Linked DNA regions of Homo sapiens: region 1 is linked to region 2. Evidence: chromatin loops called from intact Hi-C (ENCODE). Cell type or tissue: endothelial cell of umbilical vein. All regions are shown on one strand.

Region 1 (2,500 bases), 69 kb before region 2:
CAGGCTGGAGTGCAGTGGCACGATCTCGGCTCACTGCAACCTCTGCCTCCCGGGTTCAAGCGATTCTCCTGCCTCAGCCTCACGAGTAGCTGGGATTACAGGCATGTGCCACCATGCCTGGCTGATATTTTGTATTTTTAGTAGAGACAGGGTTTCACCATGTTAGTCAGGATGGTCTCAATCTCCTGACCTCGTGATCCACCTGCCTCAGCCTCCCAAAGTGCTGGGATTACAGGCGTGAGCCACTGTGTCCAGCCTGTATCTGTCATCTTTCTAGCATCTATCTATCTATCTATCTATCTATCTATCTATCTATCTATCTATCTATCATCTATCTATCTATCTATCTCTATCATCTATGTATCTGTCATCTTTCTAGCATCTATCTATCTATATCTATCATCTATGTATCTGTCATCTTTCTAGCATCTATCTATCTATCTATTTATCTATCTATCTATCTATCTGTCTAAGAGAGAGAACATAGGGTATGTTTCTGACCTCTCAATTCTATTTCGCTGATTTGTAAGTTTATCTTTATGGTAGGGACACGCTGTTTTGATTACTGTTGCTTGAAGATGGTACCTTTAGTGTCACTCATTCTTCCAACAAACAAACTGCCACAGTCAGTCCCCAGCCCAAGCCCTGCCCTTGCCCCTAAGGGTGTGGTGCCTTTTAAAGGTGCTCCTTCCCTGGGCATCAACATGTGGCTGTATCTCTGTGTTTCTCCCCCTTTCCAGCCTGTCTGCCATCTTTCTGTTGGCCATTTTACAGCTCAGGAACATTTCCATGGTTTTGTCCTACAAGCCCCCATCAGAGGGGATGGATCCGAGCAGGAAAGGCTCTGTTATGGGTTGAATTGTGTGCCCTCAGGTTTCCTAAGTTGAAGTCTTAACCCTGAGGTACTCGGAATGTGACCATCTTTGGAGACAGAGGCTTTACAGAGGTCATCAAGTGAAGGCAAGCTCACTAGGGTGGGCCCTCATCCAGTGTGACCAGTGTCCTTGTGAAAAGGGGAAAGGTGGACACAGAGATATGCTTACAAGGAATGCCATGTGAAGGGAGAAGATGGCCATCTACAAGCAAAGGGGAGAGATCTTCCCTCATGGCCTCACGAGGAACAGCCCTGATGATGCTGGATCCTGTGGCTCTCGCCTCCAGACTGGGAGACAGAGAACTTCTGTTGTTTGTGGTGCTTTGTCACAGCCACCCGAGTAGGCTCCTTGCTCCCCCTCCTGGTCCCTCAACCACAATGTTTCCCCTTTGCCTTGATGAATATTTCATTTGAAAAATGGCATTGGTTGGTTTAAAAGAAAAGTTTGGAAGTTCCTTATTCTTATCCACACTTCTCTCAGACGGGCGTGCTGATGCCCGCTGAAATGATCTATCTGAAGTTACAGAGTCCTTTCTTATGACTCACCATTTGCTTTCTTGGAGGATGAAGAAAGGAAGGAAAAGAGGGAGGGAGACTGGACCCCAGTCCCTGTGAGGCTGCTGGTGGCTAGTGAAGAAAGAGCATAGCTGCGTTGGCTTTGCAAATCAGCACAGCCAGCCACATCTCATTCTGCTGCAGCCTCAGGGAAGCAGACGTAGCCCTGTGTGTAGCTGCAGCATGGCCGCTAGCCTCCTGGGTGCAGATGCCATTGCCTAGCTCAGCACTTCCCCCTCCATTTGCTCCTGGGCCGTCCCTGCCTTCCAGGATGTGCTTGGGTGACTGGTCACTGGGCTTCTGGGGACTGTCAACTCCTAGAGGTTCTGAAGCAGCTGTTGCAAGATTATGAAGCCATTTGGTTTGTTTCACTGTTTTCCCTCCTCATCTCCTCTCTTTAAATCTTTCTTGCTCCCCTGTCTTGCATATTTGTGATGGATAGAGGTAGAGAGAGTTCTGGTGCTTTTGGTTTTACAAAGCTCTGGATCCAATCAGTGTTGCCAAAGATTGGATCGTATCTTCTCTAGAAGCTTTTTGTAAGTTTCTTATGTTCATTATGTCACTTCCCCCTCCCTCCACCAGAAAAGCTTGCATCAGCAAAAGTTGAAGTTGTTGCACGTTATTACTGGAAATGAGTTAACTTAAAACATGCTTGTTTAGGGAACCCACAGAAGCCATGCTTTTGTACTGACTCCATGCCAAGCCATTGTTTCAGTGTGAGGGCCTAAGTCTGCCCTCGTGAAGTCCTCGGCCTTGGGTGCTATAAGATACACAGTCTCTAAAACCCTTTGCTCCAAGTCTCCCTTATTTCGATGACATCTACTCAGAACCATCACTGGGCTTCACCCTTGCCCTTATTCTGTGATCCTGGTAGAAGGGGCAAGGAACACTACCTCAGGAACAAAGGTCACAATGGAGCGAGGTGCTACCCTTCTCCTGACAATGCTGTTATGACAAATGGTGCGGCTGCATCCCACTGTAACTTTACCTACAAAAACAGGCAGTGGGCCAGATTTGGCCTGCAAGCCTCTTTTTTCTTTCTTTCTTTCTTTCTTTCTTTCTTTTTTTTTT
Region 2 (2,500 bases):
TGGGTGTCAGGTGTCCTGGGTGGAGCAGTGAGGGAGAGGAGGATGTGCTCAAATTCCCACAAACAACCAACAGAAGTTTCACCATTAAGAAAAGTGGGCTACGATTATCTGCAAATCACTCTTCTAAAAGACCAAAATGGAGCAGGCTGTCACCCTGGTACTTACCTTTTGCCCTCATACTACTGCCTGGTCAATGTACTTGCTCAAAATGGGCCACTGGTATCAGGAACAAAGCCCATCACAAAGTAGTTTATGTGAATAAGCATAGGAATCCCTGGGGACTGTGTTAAAATGCAGATTATAATGCAGATGATCTGCAGTGGGCCTCAGGCTCTGCATACACAGTTTGGGGTTGAGTGTGGGGTTTCCAGGGTTAGCCAGCTTGTGATGCAGTGGGAGGGACTGGGACCCCGGAAATAGGGCTTATTTCATCTATAAAACTTTTCTCCACTTCCTATCTCCAGGTCTTCACAACTGTGGGGTCAGCCACCCTCACCTCAACCAGGACTGGTAAAAATAGGCTCACATCCTGCTCAGCTTTGATCCAGTCTCCACGCCTCCTGAGATCGAAATGATGTTTCCAAACTTTATTAGCTTTCCATAGCCTTCCAGACTCTCCTGTTGTTGATTTTTACAAAGAAAATAAGCAAACAACTGGAAGAAAGGGAGCTGGTTTACATGGATAATTCTCTTCTGTTAGCTTTAAAATTGTGGTGGAATTTCTGCTTTAGCTCAAAATACCTGCTGACCTTATTCTCCAATTTCAGTGCTGGAAGCAGACCCTTTGCCATGCAATCCCCACATTTGGTGAACGTGTAGAATTGTAGGCCAAGATGTTTGTGTTTATGTCCCAAACCCAGAATAAATAAATAGCTACATGGTATTGAAATCACCTGTCAAAATACCCACTGCAGTTCTGGGCACAAAGAGAAGTCTCTTGGTGTGATTGGCTTACTTGCTTGAAGAATTCAAAGGCTGTTTATCTCATTTAGTTTTCTTTTTTTTTTTGTAAGACCTATAATTACTGCATTTTGACCCTAAGGCAGCCAATTACTTCACAAAAGCCCGCTCCAGGAAACCAGACATTAGCCTGACTAATTAGGCTGACATCACTCACAAACTGCTCTCATCACAATGCAGATGGACCCAGCCCCAGAAGGTCCTGCCCGTCAGAGGTGACTGCGGGTGGCATTGCGTTGTGTGTTGTGTTTTGTTTTTTACTACTTACTTTTATGTGTTCCTTGAAGCCCAGTCCTTCTCCCAGAGTCAGACTCTCATCAAAAAGAAGGGGCTCTGGGACAAACGGGTCTCCTTTATTGCGGGAGAAGGAGGAAGCTGGAAAAAAGAAATAAGAAAGGAAAGCAGCGGAGGTTGTAAATTCTTTCTAACATAGGAAATCATTCTTTGCCCGTTAGGAAAAGGGTTTGTTGTTTCAGCCGCTCAGGCCCATTTCCTTGCCCCTTTTGTCCTTGCACATCTTGGGGGTTAACTTCTGTTTGGGTTCTGCGAGGCTGAGCAAATTAAGGGGGGGAAATGTCCCAAGCATGTAGAATTCCCTCCCTCTAAAGAATAAGACGCCTCCTGAAGGGGTCCTGTCAGGTGGGTTACAAAGTCATCAGACCCCTTCTACCCACAGAGAAGTGGATAGAAAGGTGGCACGTGGGGTCTGAATAGGAAGATGGCGCATGGGGTCTGGGTAGGAAGACGGTACATGGGTCTGGGTTAGAAGATGGCATGTGGAGTCTGGGCTGGAAGATGGTGCATGAGGTCTGGCTGCTTAGCATTCAGCCAAGCCAGAGATCACCAGCCTGGAGGTCAAAATCTCCCTTGATCTTTAAGTCCAGGATGTTCCAGCAATTGAAACAACAGTCTACAGATAGAGAGGTTTTCCAGGCAGAAGGGGAATGGGTGACTCTCTTCCAGGAGGGCAGACTAGAGGGATCCCCTTGACAACACACCACAGGATGCCTTGGAAGACCAAATGATGGTGATTTGGTTTGGGTGGGTCTCAGAAAGCAGGATGTGGCCCCAGTCAGCTCAAGTCAGCTTTCCATAGGGGTCCAAATGGCCTGGGCAGTCAACTCTTTGGACTCAGACCTTACGGTATTAAAAAATTATTCTCACACTTGGTAAAATATAAGGAAGACTTGATTCAGGATGATTTCTGTAGATGTCAAGACTATCAAATGGGGGAAAGAGATGGGGCACAACTCCGAAGGCAAGGAAGAGAGCTAGGGATTTACAGCTGATGAGCAGAGTGAGAGGTCAGTGGTTGGAAAAGTACTAAGAGAATTGTTGCTATGCTGACTTAACAGGATTCTTGCTGAAGGCAGGCAAGGGCGATCAGATGCCAAAGGTAGGGGATGAGGAATTTGAGCAGTTATCAAATTCCTTAAGAATGATCAGGCATCGAGGGTGGTAGAATTCTCTCCAAACTGACTTAGCAGGATCATTGCAACAACTGGGCAAGGCAGGTTGAAGGCAGGACTCAAGGATGAGG

The links. Hi-C counts contacts between places; a loop is a spot of excess contacts. Peaks named below come from ENCODE experiments on the same cell type or tissue, not always from the same donor. Only the 100,000 strongest peaks of a DNase experiment are listed, where the experiment ranks them.
Region 1: a loop joins it to region 2, with 2.5 times the contacts of the local background. A loop is called at or near these places in 2 of 110 quality-filtered maps.

Annotation. Positions count from the first base shown.
Region 1 is chr9:96,060,197-96,062,696 of GRCh38, forward strand. No RefSeq gene overlaps it. Among named protein-coding and RNA genes, the nearest start is that of LINC00092, 40 kb to the left of the region's middle. In endothelial cell of umbilical vein, a CTCF peak has its summit at 1,264 (motif pointing left); a DNase peak (open chromatin) is centred at 1,255.
Region 2 is chr9:96,128,785-96,131,284 of GRCh38, forward strand. LOC112268039 (a long non-coding RNA gene) reads left to right here and starts at 1,079. Exons shown (of 2, transcript XR_002956870.1): 1 at 1,079-1,370. RefSeq lists an enhancer at 1-437. In endothelial cell of umbilical vein, no CTCF peak of the experiment used is centred here; a DNase peak (open chromatin) is centred at 1,277; H3K27ac peaks cover 940 bases.